Linked DNA regions of Homo sapiens: region 2 is linked to region 1. A link is a contact called in ENCODE Hi-C or POLR2A ChIA-PET data. All regions are on one chromosome and are shown on one strand. The core of a region is the stretch at or near the end of the contact, and the rest is flanking DNA. Distances in the headings are between cores, read along the strand shown. Region 1 holds the start of DDX19A-DT (DDX19A divergent transcript). Region 2 holds the start of EXOSC6 (exosome component 6).

Region 1 (6,976 bases), core at 1,635-4,134:
TACCTCTGACCTGCTCCTTCTCCTGAACTCCAGTGCTGTATTTCCAAATGTCTGATGGCTACCGGGCAGAAGAGAACACAGCAGGCCTGACCGCTCTCCTTAGGAAAGCCTATTTGCAAGGCTGGCCCTTGGCTGTCACCTGCGAACTTGGACTTTGGGAAGGTTCCCATCATTCCTAGAACTGATAAGAGGGGGTCAGTCTGCCTCAACTCTTTTTAAAAACAGTTGCATGTAATTTATGCTAACCACCTGCATTCCTTCTGGAAGTCTGGAATTCTGGTACATGCTAGGCACAGGGTGACTATATGACAGCCCCCCAATAAAAGCCTCAAGTAGAGTCTCTAACAAGCTTCCCTGACACCACTTCATATGTGCTGTTACAATTTGCTACCGGAAGAATGAAGCACACTCTGTGGACTCCATTGGGAGATAACTTGGAAGTTTGCCTGGTTTCCTCTGGACTTAGCCCATGAGCCTTTTTCCTCCACTAATTTTGCTTTGTATCTTTTCACTATAATAAATCATAGTTGTGAGTACAACTACATACTGAGCCTGTGAGTTCTCCTAACAAATCGTCAAACCTGGCATCTCTTGGGGACTCCCACAACAGGTACTTACCAAGATGTTTCCTTATTTTAAATTCAGAACAGCCAAACCTGAACTCACCATTCCCTTTTTTCTTTTTTTGAAACAGGGTCTCACCGTCACCCATGCTGGAGTGCAGTGGTGTGATCACAGCTCACTGCAGCCTCAACCTCCCTAGGCTCAGGTGATCCTCCCACCTCAGCATCCTGAGTAACTGGGACTACAGGAGTGTACCACCACCCCGCCCAGCTAATTTTTTTTGTATTTTTGTAGAAATGGGGTTTCGCCATGTTGCCCACACTGGTCTTGAACTCCTGGGTTCAACTGATCTGCCTGTCTCAGTTTCCCAAAGTGCTAGGATTACAGGTGTGAGCCACTGTGCCCAGCCTTCACCTCTTTTTTTTTTTTTTTTTTTTTTTGAGACAGAGTCTCACTCAGTAGCCCAGGCTGGAGTGCAGTGGCGTAATTTTGGCTCACTGCAACCTCCACCTCCCAGGTTCAAGCAATTCTCATGCCTCAGCCTCCTGAGTAGCTGGTATTAACAGGGGACGACTACCACGCCTGGCTAACTTTTGTATTTTTAGTAGAGACAGGGTTTCACTATGTTGGCCAGGCTGGTATCAAACTCTTGACCTCGAGTGATCTGCCCGCCTCGGCCTCCCAAAGTGCTGGGATCACAGGTGGGTGCCATCATGCCCGGCTGCCTTCACCATTCTATCAAATCTGCCCTTCCTCCCACTTTCCTATTCCTGTTATTGGGACGTTAGTAGTACCAATAGGATCCAGGTTGAAAACAGAAACCTTTGGCTTTATCTCCCTTCTCTCCTTTATTATGTTAGCAAGTCCTACCCATTCTACCTTCATATCTTATACCCATCCCTTAATTTTCACTTCCACTGCCCAACATAGGCCCTCTATCTCGGGGCTATCAGAATAACTTCTACACTGATATTTCTATTAGCCATCACTTCTAACATATTCTGTTCTCTGTAGTTCAATAAATCCTTGCCAGCCTTGTCTAATTCTGTCAATAGCCCTCTCAAAAATCCCCATACCGGCTGGGCGCGGTGACTCACGGCTGTAATCCCAGCACTTTGGGAGGCCGAGGTGGGCGGATCACTTGAGGTCGGGAGTTCGAGACCAGCCTGACCAACATGGAGAAACCCCGTCTCTACAAAAAATACAAAATTAGCCGGGCGTGGTGGCGCATGCCTGTAATCCCAGCTACTCGGGAGACTGAGGCAGGAGAATCGCTTGAACCCGGGAGGCGGAGGTTGCGGTGAGCCGAGATGGCGCCATTGCACTCCAGCCTGGGCAACAAGAGCAAAACTCTGCCTCAAAAGAGAAACAACTACAACAAAAAAAAAGACAGTCCATTATCACTAAACAAACCTAAAGTTTAGGTCTTAGATATAAGAACAGAAAGCCACAGTGTATGCTGTAATTACATTCCAGTTGAATGAATATTCATTACTGAAAGAACAAGTACATGAAACCGTTACTTTACACATCAATGAAACAATTTGTAGTGCCTCCTTCCAACATCTGCAGTAGATTGAGGTATTAAATCCAAAAGTCAATCTGTTATTCTGCAAAGAGCTACAAACTACCAACCACGTTAAGCATGGATCTAAGAAATGTTAAATACAGAGTAGTACAGAAACATGCGAAGAACAGTCGCGTAATGAAAAAGAGAATCAGAATCTAAACTTGGCTTTCCTTATAATCGTCACCGAGGAGGTCAATAGAGGAATGACAGCATGCATAGTGGGGCGGATTTACCAAAGGATGAAGTCCTTAACCAGCCCAGATGGAGATAAAAAGCTCGACATTGGTCTCTTTAGCTCTAAGAGCAAATCAAGGGCAAGTGACTGCCCTAGCAAACTGCAGGAGCGCGTTGCCCAGGGGCCTCCCCAACCCGGGGAGCTCCCTGTGCTTTTGGGAGGTTTCGCTTGGGCCCCTGCTACGTCCTCCTCGCCAGGAGCTGAGCTACTGACCGACTTGACAGCCGCTTCCTGCTCGTCCACCGCCAGGGCCCACGAGTCGGTGGCCATAGTCCCGGACAAGGGAGACCCACTTGTGAAAATATGCGCTGCACCACGTCGCAACGCGGGCCCTAACCTCGCCACCGGCGCGAGAATGCACCTCACGCGGACCGGAAGCGGCGGTGAGCACAGGTGACGTCAGTTCCCACCCAGCGTGCGACATCATCATTCTGCGCGGCGCCAGGTCTCTCCTCGGGCCTCGCCTTTCCCTTCGTGCGCAAACCTCGCGCTTTTTGCTCACCCTTCCAGGACGCGGCCTCCTCGCTTCTTAAAATGTCTGAGCTCTACGAAGTGGAACTGTTAGCCCTCCGTTTATTGCCTTACTTCACACTGAAATAAGCCAACGTTTATTTTATTTTATTTATTTTATTATTTATTTTATTATTTTTTTTCGAGACGGAGTCTCGCTCTGTCCCAGGCTGGAGTGCCGTGGCGGGATCTCGACTCACTGCAACCTCCGCCTCCGTGTTCAAGCTATTCTACCTCAGCCTCCCGAGTAGCTGGGATTACAGGTGCCCGCCACCACGCCCGGCTAATTTTTGTATTTTTAGTAGAGATGGGGTTTCACCATGTTGGCCAGGCTGATCTCGAACTGCTGACCTTGTGATCCTCCCGCCTCAGCCTCCCAAAGTGTTGGGATTACAGGCGTGAGCCACCGCGCCCGGCCCCCAACGTTTCTTTTTAAGCCTGTCATATCTCACATTAAATGTGTAAGTCTCTGAACTGTAGGGCTTTGAACAAAGGAAAGTTCCATGAGAATACTATATGATGCCAATTTCTACTGTTAGGAACGCGATAACAGGTAAGAAAACAAAAACCAAAACGCAACAGAAGACCCGTAAACCCCATAATTCCACCATCCAATAAACACAACACACAATGCGTTTTTTCGTTTCTTTTTTGAGTCAGGGTCTCATTGTGTCGCCCAGGCTGGAATGCAGTGGTGTGATCTCGGCTCACTGCACCCTTGACCTCCCACCTCAGCCTCCCAGGTAGCTGGGCCCACAGGCCCGCACCACCACTCCTGGCTAGTTTTTAAACTTTTTGCAGAGACGGAAGTCTTCATTATATTGCTCAGGCTGCTTTTGATCTCCTGCTAACTCCAGAGATCCTCCTGCCTTGGCCTCTCAAAGTGTTGGGATTACAGGCATGAGCCACCACACCTGGCCATTATGTTGAAGGACCACCAAATACATAATGTATAATCTATTTATATGAGATTCAAGAATAGGACAAATAAAATCTATGCTGATAAAAACTAACAGAGCTTACCTGTGGAGAAGGATGTTTGGTCCAGACACAAGAGAACTTCCTGGGTGATAGAATTATTCTGTATCTTGATTGGGACCTGGTTACATAGATGTGTAAATTTGTTAAGTCATGCTACTTTGTATTTCTAAACTCATGGAACCATTATTTACAGATATCACCCAGGCTGGAGTGCAGTGGCCGGGTCTTGGCTCACTGCAACCTCTGCTTCCTGGATTCAAGCGGTTCTCCTGCCTCAGCCTCCCAAGTAGCTGGGATTACAGGCACACGCCACCACGCCCAGATAATGTTTGTATTTTTAGTAGAGATGGAGTTTCACCACGTTGGCTAGGCTGGCCTTGAACTCCTGAGCTCAAGGATCTGCCTGCCTGGGCCGCCCAAAGTGCTGGGATTACAGGTGTGAGCCACAGTGCTGACCTGCTTTTTCTTTTTTATAAGCAGTTCCCAAGGAAGAATAACTGTTTTTGTTTGTTTTTTGTGACAGGGTCTTGCTCTGTCACCTAGGCTGGAATGCAGTGGCACGTTCACAGCTCACTGCAGCCTTGATCTCCCAGACTCAAGTGATCCTCGCACCTCAGCTCCCCAGCAGCTGGGAATATAGCACTTCGCCACCACCCCTGGCTAATTTTTGTGTGAGAACTTGTGCATTTAAAATATCATGGTATATAAATTATACCTTTCAATAATGTTGATTAAAAATCAAAAAAAGGGCCGGGGGCGGTGGCTCACGCCTATAACCCTAGCACTTTGGGAGGCCAAGGCTGGTGGATCACCTGAGGTCAGGAGTTCGAGACCAGCCTGGCCAACATGGCGAAACCTCACCTCTACTAAAAATACAAAAATTAGGGCCGGGCGCAGTGGCTCATGCCTATAATCCCAGCACTTTGGGAGGCCAAGGCAGGTGGATCACCTGAGGTCAGGAGATCGAGACCAGCCTGGCTAACACAGTGAAACCCTGTCTCTACTAAAAATACAAAAACAAAATTAGCTGGGCGTGGTGGCGGGTGCCTATCGTCCCAGCTACTCGGGAGGCTGAGGCAGGAGAATGGTGTGAACCCAGGAGGCAGAGCTTGCAGTGAGCTGAGATCGCGCCACTGCACTCCAGCCTGGGCAACAGAGGGAGACCCGGTCTCAAAAAAAAAAAAAAAAAAAATTAGCCAGGTGTGGTGGGGTGCGCCTGTAATCCCAGCTACTCGGGAGAGGCTGAGGCAGGAGAATCGCTTGAACTCGGTAGGCGGAGGTTGCGGGAGCCAAGATTGCCCCACTGCACTCCAGCCTGGGTGACAGAGCAAGACTCTGTCTCAAAAAATAATAATAAAAAGGAATGAAATACATGCAATAACATGGATGAGAGATTTGACATCTCATCGCGTCTCGCTCTCTTGGCCAAGATCAAGTGGAGAGATTTGACATCTCATAGACATTATATTGCATGAAAGAACCCAGGTGCAAAAAGAGTACATATTGCATGATTCCATTCATATAAGCCCAAAACAGGTATATCTAATCTATAGAGATAGAAATCAGAACAGTGGTTGCCTGGGGATGAGATAGAGTGAGTAGGATTGACTGGGAAGGGGTACAAGGGAACTTCAGGGATGATGAAAATGCTCTGTATCTTTTTTTTTTTTTTTTTTTTTGAGACGGAGTCTTGCTCTATTTCCAAGGCTGGAGTGCAGTGGCGCAATCTCAGCTCATTGCAGCCTCCACCTCCCAAGTTCAAGCGATTCTCCTGTCTCAGCCTCCTGAGTAGCTGGGACTATAGGCGCCCGCTACCAGGCCTGGCTAATTTTTTGCATTTTTAGTAGACACAGGGTTTCACCACATTGGCCACATTGGTCTCAAACTCCTGACCTCAAGTGATCCGCCTGCCTCGGCCTCCCAAAGTGCTGGGATTACAGGCATGAGCCACCACACCAGCCAAAAATGCTCTATATCTTGATTGAAGCAGTGATTATACGTGTATACAATTATCAAAACTCATGAAATTTTATACCTACTATCTTTGCGTTGTACTCTATGTAAACTATAGGTAATAGACAAAGCCATGTAATGAAAAAAATCCAACTTAAAAAATACAAGTAGTAATAAATTTATTTGTACCATTAAAAAGGAGGGTGTGAGGATTTTGTTGTTGTTGTTGGGGGAGACAGGGTCTTGCTCTGTCACTCAAGCTGGAGTGCAGTGGCACAAACAGCTCACTGCAGCCTCAAATTCCCAGGCTCAAGCCATTCTCCCACCTTGGCCTCCCAAAGTGCTGGGATTACAGGTGTGAGCCACTGAGCCAGGCCCACTTCTGTTTTTTTTTTGTTGTTGTTGTTACAGAGACAGGGCCTTGCCCTGTCACCCAGGCTGGAGTACAATGATGTGATCATAGCTTACTGTAACTTCAAACTCCTGGCCTCAAGTGATCCTCCTGCCTTGGCCTCCCAAAAGCACTGGGATTATAGGTGTGAGCCACCACACCTGGTTCTTAACACACGTTAACAGGGCAGCTTTCTCTGCAGTACCCCCCTGCTGCCAGCTAGGAATTCAGTGGTGATTAAGTTAGATATACTCACTACCCTTACTGGACTTCAAATAGAAGTGAGGACATATGTTTAACCAAGAGTCCCAAAAGCAGCATGAGGCAAATACACCCTTGTGGTTAAGAGTGTGGGCCCTGGAGCCAGACTGGGCCAAATTACTAGACCTCTCTGTGCCTGCTTCTTTATCTGTAAAATAGGAATCAACACCTTTGTTGTAAGGAGTGAATGAGAGAATCTATGTAGACCTTCAGAGGTTGCCTAAGATAATGCTGATTCAGGAAGTACAGGGCACTATGGGAGATTGTGATGAAGGAACATGCCTGGCATGGTAGCTCACACCTGTAATCCTAGCACCTTGAGAGGCCAAGGTGGGGGCGGATCACCTGAGGTCAGGAGTTCGAGACCAGCCTGGCCAACATGGTGAAACCCCCGTCTCTACTAAAAATACATAAATTAGCCGGGTATGGTGGCAGGCGCCTGTAATCCCAGCTACTCGGGAGGCTGAGGCAGGAGAATCGTTTGAACCCAGGAGGCGGAGGTTGCAGTGAG
Region 2 (7,564 bases), core at 650-3,149, 95 kb after region 1:
TTTGGTCTGAGCTGCTGTTCTGGACTTTTTTCTTGCAGGTGTTAGAGAAGACGAAGCAGTTCATCGACAGCAACCCCAACCAGCCTCTTGTCATCCTGGAGATGGAGAGCGGCGCCTCAGCCAAGGCAACCCAGGGGCCAGGGTCCCCTCCCCTAGGGCTCATCAGCTCTCTGGTGGCTGACATGTGGCCTCTGTGGCTCTGAGCGAAGTGGTTGCCTAAGGGCCCACGGTCTGGGATTGAGATTGGGAGGAGCAGCAGCTCCCTGCATGTGGGAGGCATACCTGGGCCAGGGTAGGGGCAGGGCCCGGCGCTGGGGTCCTCCCCACAGGCCCTGGGCACAGCCCCTGCTCTGGGAAGGGGTAGGGGTGGGTGGCAGGCCTTCTGAGGGCTGCAAATGCTCACACTAGTGAGGGTCCCTGCTCCAGCACCGTGGCCTGAGCCAGGTCCTCCCCACAGGCCCTGAATGAAGCCTTGAAGCTCTTCAAGATGCACTCCCCTCAGACTTCTGCCATGCTCTTCACGGTGGACAATGAGGCTGGCAAGATCACGTGCCTGTGTCAAGTTCCCCAGGTCAGCACCACCTCGCACCAGTGGGAAGTGTTAGGTCTTAAGGTTGTTGGCTGAGGCCTGTGTGTGTACAGCCTGCATTCGAAACAGCCTTTCTGCCCACCGGTTGGTTACCTTTGCCAGTACCCCTTACCCAGGCCTTCTTATTGGTGAAGACATCTGGTTGATACCTGGCTTTGCCACTCTGTCCTGTCCTGGCAGTGGCCATGGCCGCCCCCTGTACCAGCCGTAAAGTCTGTCTCGGCCTCCAGCAGTATCACCCAGGGCAAGGAGTGGGTGATGGCTCCTCCATCCTTTCTTTCCCTGCATTCCTCCCTCAATCCCATCTTCTGTGCTGACTCCCCCTTCCCTTCCTGTCTTCTAGAATGCAGCCAATCGGGGCTTAAAAGCCAGCGAGTGGGTGCAGCAGGTGTCAGGCTTGATGGACGGTAAAGGTGGTGGCAAGGATGTGTCTGCACAGGCCACAGGCAAGAACGTTGGCTGCCTGCAGGAGGCGCTGCAGCTGGCCACTTCCTTCGCCCAGCTGCGCCTCGGGGATGTAAAGAACTGAGTGGGGAAGGAGGAGGCTCCCACTGGATCCATCCGTCCAGCCAAGAGCTCTTCATCTGCTACAAGAACATTTGAATCTTGGGACCTTTAAAGAGCCCCTCCTAACCCAGCAGTAACTGGAACACACTTGGGAGCAGTCCTATGTCTCAGTGCCCCTTAAATTTCTGCCCTGAGCCCTCCACGTCAGTGCCATCGGTCTAGAACCACTAACCCCGCATTGCTGTTGATCGTCACGCTCGCATCTATAGATAACGGCTCTCCAGACCTGAGCTTTCCGCGTCAGCAAGTAGGAATCGTTTTTGCTGCAGAGAATAAAAGGACCACGTGCAATACTTAATGCCGCATGATCTCTATCCCTCTTCCCAATAGGGGCTGGCTCTTTTGACAGCCTTTGGCGTCTGTAGAATAAATGCTGTGGCTCCTGCTGGCTGCTGTGGTGTTCACCTAGTCCAGCCCCAGAACCCAAAATTTTGGGAACAGCCCCTAGGGCTGCCTCAAACGTCTGTGGAGGTGGAGGCCAAATAGGTGGGGTGACTTGGAGCAAGGCGTTCATAATTCAGTAGATGAGGGGTGGAGGTAGTTGGAAGCAGAGAAGCCTTTCTTGGAGCTGCTCTCCCCCCTCCCTTCCAGCAAGATGGATGGATCCGGCTACCCTGCACAACTGGGACCGGGCCGTTCTCCCTCCGGGCCTCCAGGGGCGCTGTAGTGCCTCCCGCCGCTCTCTCGACAGCCCATGCGCAGCCGCGCGTCTTTAAACAACGGAAGAACCAGTGGATGCGGCAGGGCGTTGGGCGGAAGGGGTTCGCACGCCAAGAACCGCCATGCCTGGGGATCACCGCCGCATCCGCGGCCCTGAAGAATCGCAGCCGCCGCAGCTGTACGCGGCCGACGAGGAGGAGGCGCCCGGCACCCGCGACCCAACGCGGCTACGGCCCGTGTACGCGCGCGCCGGGCTGCTGAGCCAGGCCAAGGGCTCGGCCTACCTGGAGGCGGGAGGCACCAAGGTGCTGTGTGCCGTGTCGGGCCCGCGACAGGCCGAGGGCGGCGAGCGCGGCGGCGGCCCGGCCGGAGCAGGCGGCGAGGCCCCGGCCGCGCTGCGCGGTCGCCTGCTCTGCGACTTCCGCCGCGCACCCTTCGCGGGCCGCCGGCGCCGCGCTCCCCCGGGCGGCTGCGAGGAGCGTGAGCTGGCGCTGGCGCTGCAGGAGGCGCTGGAGCCGGCTGTGCGCCTGGGCCGCTACCCGCGCGCGCAGCTCGAGGTGTCGGCGCTGCTGCTGGAGGACGGTGGCTCGGCCCTGGCCGCCGCGCTCACCGCCGCCGCGCTCGCCCTGGCCGACGCGGGCGTGGAGATGTACGACCTGGTGGTGGGCTGCGGCCTCAGCCTCGCGCCGGGGCCCGCGCCCACCTGGCTCCTGGACCCCACGCGGCTCGAGGAAGAGCGCGCCGCCGCCGGCCTCACCGTGGCGCTCATGCCTGTGCTGAATCAGGTGGCCGGGCTGCTGGGCAGCGGCGAGGGCGGCCTGACAGAGAGCTGGGCGGAGGCCGTACGCCTGGGCCTCGAGGGCTGCCAGCGCCTCTACCCCGTGCTGCAGCAGAGCCTGGTGCGGGCCGCCCGCCGCAGGGGCGCCGCCGCCCAGCCCTGAACCAGAAGCCTGAGCAACTACGGACGCAAGCCGAGGACCGTGCTGCCGCCGTCCACGAAAAGACCCGCGCCATCGGCCTCCAGTTTGCGTCGAGAATTCCTGGAAGGGCCCTGATATGACTGTGGTTGGACTGACCTGACTGCCAGATGGTGGGACTTGGTCTGGAGCAGGGACTACTTGGAATGATAAAGGCAAAACTCAACAGCCCCTGGAGCTGCGCTTGTGGTGGAGCTGGACCCTGAAATTACCTGGACCTTTTTTTTAGAGACAGGGTTTCTTTCTGCAGTCTCAAACTCCTAGCCTTGATTGATCCTCCTGCCTTGGCCTCCCAAAGTGCTGGGACTACAGGTGCATGCAACCACACCTGGCTAATTTTCTTTTCTTCTTTCTTTCTTTTTTTTTTTTTTTTTTTTTTGATGGAGTCTTGTTCTGTTGCCCAGGCTGGAGTGCAATGGTGCAATCTTGGCTCACTGCAACCTCTGCCTCCTGGGTTCAATCCATTCTCCTGCCTCAGCCTCCCAAGTAGCTGGGATTACAGGCACATGCCTCCATACCGGGCTAATTTTTGTATTTTTAGTAGAGATGGGGTTTCGCCATGTGGGCCAGGCTGTTCTCGAATGCCTGACCTCAGGTGATCCACCCGCCTTGGCCTCCCAAAGTGCTGGAATTACAGGTGTGAGCCACTGTGCCCAGCTGAGTAAATTTCTTGATTGCACAGAATGTACGGTGATATTGGCGGACTTAAGGACATCGAATTGTTTATCAGGAATAAAGTATTATGTGTGTTTTCTGCGGCCCTGGATAATGCTGTAGCATTCAGGGTCGATTGAGTAAAAAAAATGTAGAGATGGTTTCCTGTTTGTTTTTGCTTCTAGTTTTCATTCATTTGCTATTTATTCTCTTCTGGCTTTGCTTGTGTATGCATATATATAAAACCATTATTATTATTATTATTATTTTTAGTTTCTAGTGGAAGGCTTTTATTTGGTTCTGTGAATAGTCATTTTGTTTCCTAAGAACTTCCAGCAAGTTGTATTCATTCCATTCATCTAGAATTCCTAGGCTGCCTTTGTCGGGCCTGCAGGTATTAATGGAGAATAGCAGCTTTTTATTTTTTTATATTTATTTTTTGAGACAGAGTCTCACTCTGTTGCCCAGGCTGGAGTGCAATGGCGCGATCTCAGCTCACTGCAACCTCCGCCTCAGAGGTTCAAGTGATTCTCCTGCCTCAGCCTCTGGAATAGCTGGGACTACAGGCACCTGCCACCACACCCAGCTAACTTTTTGTATTTTTAGAGAAGATGGGGTTTCATCATGTTGGCCAAGCTGGTCTCAAACTCCTGATCTCAGTGATCCATCTGCCTCAGCCTCCCAAAGTTATAAGATTTTTTTCCTCTGGTTTTTAGTAAATGTTTTTTTTGAGATTGCTTAGCACCAGAATGATTTGCAAATTTGAAAATAGGAACTCCACTAGGAATGCCGGATAGAAGAGTGCTTCACATTTGTAGAGGGAGACAAGAACTAAATATCACGACGTCTTTCTGAGCCTTTTGGTTTGCTAACGTGCCCCAAATTCTTATTCCAAACGGTATAAGATAATTATGTGTAAATGAATACCAGCTCTACTTAGTTTTATTTCATATTTGTGTATCTGAATATATTAAAATATCTTTTTTTTTTTTTTGATGCGGAGTCTTGCTCTGTTGTCCAGCCTGGAGTGCAGTGGCATGATCTCGGCTCACTGCAACCTCTGCCTCCCAGGTTCAAGCGATTCTCCTGCCTCAGCCTCCTAAGTAGCTGGTATTACAGGAGTGTGCCATTAGCCTGGCTAATTTTTGTATTTTTAGTAGAGATGGATTTTCATTGTGTTGGCCATGCTGGTCTTGAACTCCTGACCTCAAGTGATCCTCCTGCCTTGGCCTCCCAAAGTACTGTGATTACTATCATGAGCCACCACACCTGGCCTAAAAGATCATTGATTTAGTTTTGAGTAAGATTTTAAGTGATTAAATTATGGTATTGTTGTGTCTGGAATATCTGATATTAGGGTTTTTTTTTTTTTTTTTTACAGTTTTTGATATGCTTTATTTTGGGTATGTAGTTTACAAAATATAAAGGAAATATAAGGAGTGTTCTCTTTTTTTTTTAAATAAAAAGTGTATTTTTAACTGGGCATGGTGGCTCACTCCTGTAACCCCAGCACTGTGGGAGGCTGAGGCTGGTGAATCGCCTGAGTCCAGGAGTTTGAGACCAGCCTGGGCAACAAGGTGAAACCCTGTTTCTATCAAAAAAAAAAAAAAAAAAAAAAAAGGAAAAAAAATAAGTCAGGCATGGTGGTATGCACCTGTAGTCCCAGCTACTTGAAGGCTGAGGCAGGAGGATCGCTTGTGCCTGGGAGGTTGAAGCTACAGTGAGCTATGGTCAAGCTACTGCACTCCATTATAGGCAACCCTATCTCAAAAAAGCAAAGCAAAACAAAACATTTTTCCCCTTGATTATAGAGGTTTGAGAAAAATTTGAGGGAAGATTCAGAAAATTACCTGTAACTGAACAGAATGCCACCAGCTTGGGCTTATTCTGCATGCATAATTATGAACATTTTCCCAGCTCTTGTGAAAATTCTCACATTCATAGAAAGATAGATGCACCAGTAAAATAAATACCTGTAAATACGATAATAATTTCATAATAATATGCTTCACCTAGATTTACCAGTTACTAATATTTTGCCAGTTTTATTTTCTCACACACTTTTGTTGAGCATCTGAAAACCATACACATGATGACAGTTCAACCCATAATGTTTTAGTTTGCATCTCCCAAGAATAAGGTTTTTCTTCTGTATAACAAGAATATTGTAATCATACCTAAGAAAATGAATTTTATTACATATGTGTTCTATATTCAAATTTCTGTAATTACCCCTAAGATGTCTTTTAAATGATTTTTAGCATTGATAGTCTGTGCCTGTGTAGATTATAACATTGGCTATTGCAAAATAATGGTTTTCTTTTTCTCTTTTTTTTTGAGACGAAATCTTGCTCTATTGTCCAAGCTGGAGGGCAGTGGCACAATCTCGGCTCACTGCAACCTCCGCCTCCCAGGTTCAAGCAGTTCTCATGCTTCACCCTCCTGAGTAGCTGGGATTACAGGCAGGTGCCACTGTGCTCTGCTAATTTTTATATTTTTAGTAGAGACGGAGTTTCATCGAGCTGGCCAGACTGGTCTTGAACTCCTGACCTCAAGTGATCCACCTGCCTCGTCCTCCCAAAGTGCTGGGGTTACAGGTGTGAGCCACTGCACCCAGCCTAAAATGATGGTTTTCTGATTCTAGCATTTCTTTTATAAGATTGCTATGTAAAGCACAGCTTTTCTTTTTTTAGGGAAAAATGTCTTTTAACAGCTGCAAAATAAATATTCTTTCAATGGAATGACAATTATTATTTTTGCCATATATTTATTTTAAAAATTTATGTATAATGGTAACCTGAGCCTGCATGTTATTCATGTGTGGTGCCATACTGATCTTTAATTTTAATGTGAAGCAAGTACTAATATAGTAAAGCATAAATTATATAAAATTTGCTTTATATTTTGGATTGCAAATTAATTGCTGTACTTTATAGAAAAGTTTCCCAAATCCGTTTTACTTTTTTGTATTTGAAATTTAATCACAGGTGGAATCTTAAAGAGAGCATTTAGGGATATTGTAAACAGATGTTATTAAGGACTAATGTTAACAAACATTGAAGAAGAGAAAACAGTATTTGTTTTTAGCTTAACATCTTAGTGGAGTGAAATATTTTCAGTATATTTATTTTATTTATTTATTAATTATTTTTTTTTTTGAGATGGAGTCTGGCTGTATTGTCCAGGCTGGAGTGCAGCGGTGCAATCTCAGCTCACTGCAACCTCTGCCTCCTGGGTTCAAGCGATTCTTGTGTCTCAGCCTCCCGAGTAGTTGGGATTTACAAGTCAATTTTTTTTTTAACTAAAACTACAGAATCTATTTTTCTTGGTCTCATACTCAGTTTTTTATGTAGTCACTTAGTAAATAACCTAATTTGCTTGTTTTCTCCACACTAATTTTAGGGTGAATTCCTCATTTCGCTTTTCAGATCATGGGGTGAGGGGGATGGTTGTGTGTGTGAGGAACTGAGGAATCAGATGGAAAACAATGCCTCTGCTCCTTTGAGTATAATCAGTGATATTTGAGGTTCCAGGGTTAAATGCTGCATTTTTATTTCTGACGTTCGTACCTTAAAATATTTGAAGAAAATAAACTATTTCATTGTTGTCAGAAATGTAGTTCTTTTATTTTCCTGCCCCTCTCCCCTTTCTAAGTTTCTAGAATGTTGAGTAGGTAGAACATAGATGCTCCTTTTAGGATCTTTTGCTGTGGAATGGTCCACAGGTGAATGGCAGTAATATCTTAAAATGATTGGCCCCCTCTCTCTTTGTTTCCATCAAGGATACAGTTGATATATTAGTTGGATGGCATATAGATCATACTCAGAAACCTTCGCTCACGCAGCAGGTATCTGGTAAGTCTTGCAGCCTATACCAGTTATTTAAATACTGTCGGGGAGGAGCAGTGGTCCCCCAGTGACCATCTATCAATAACATTTCTTTAATAATGCAAGAAAACTAATTCAGAGAAATGTTATATTGTAAATGAACATTACTTGTTAGCTAAATATATATTTTCAGAAGAAATTACTAGTAGGTGGGTAGAATAAGTACAGACAGGACTTACCCAAGTTATTTGTAGTTTGTACTGGTAGGAAAAAGTATATGGTAAGAATAT

What was found. A loop is a pair of places that touch in the nucleus more often than their neighbours do. ChIA-PET counts read pairs that join two places held with the same protein, here RNA polymerase II (POLR2A). Pooled maps may share reads with other maps.
Region 2: a loop to region 1 is called in a map of B cell, with 14 times the contacts of the local background. The contact joins the promoter of EXOSC6 here to the promoter of DDX19A-DT in region 1. A Hi-C loop is called at or near these places in 8 of 168 maps with a recorded cell type or tissue (B cell, CD4-positive, alpha-beta T cell, CD4-positive, alpha-beta memory T cell and 3 more), 15 of 37 single-sample maps with no recorded cell type and 19 of 50 pooled maps. POLR2A ChIA-PET finds 5 or more read pairs at or near these places in 19 of 52 experiments (A549, CD4-positive, alpha-beta T cell, CD4-positive, alpha-beta memory T cell and 13 more).

The regions. Positions count from the first base shown.
Region 1 is chr16:70,342,655-70,349,630 of GRCh38, reverse strand. It overlaps DDX19A-DT (DDX19A divergent transcript), which reads left to right and starts at 2,884. Exons shown (of 5, transcript NR_039997.1): 1 at 2,884-3,432. It overlaps DDX19A (DEAD-box helicase 19A), which reads right to left and starts at 2,728. Exons shown (of 12, transcript NM_018332.5): 1 at 2,583-2,728. The coding sequence starts at 2,639. RefSeq lists enhancers at 2,484-2,973, 2,492-3,109, 3,110-3,728.
Region 2 is chr16:70,246,275-70,253,838 of GRCh38, reverse strand. EXOSC6 (exosome component 6) reads left to right here and starts at 1,899. Exons shown (of 1, transcript NM_058219.3): 1 at 1,899-7,061. The coding sequence starts at 1,939. The coding sequence ends at 2,757. AARS1 (alanyl-tRNA synthetase 1) reads left to right here. Exons shown (of 21, transcript NM_001605.3): 19 at 39-125; 20 at 458-571; 21 at 933-1,541. The coding sequence ends at 1,118. It also overlaps the pseudogene SMG1P7. RefSeq lists enhancers at 358-858, 1,493-1,682, 1,723-1,772 and silencers at 2,153-2,242, 2,373-2,692.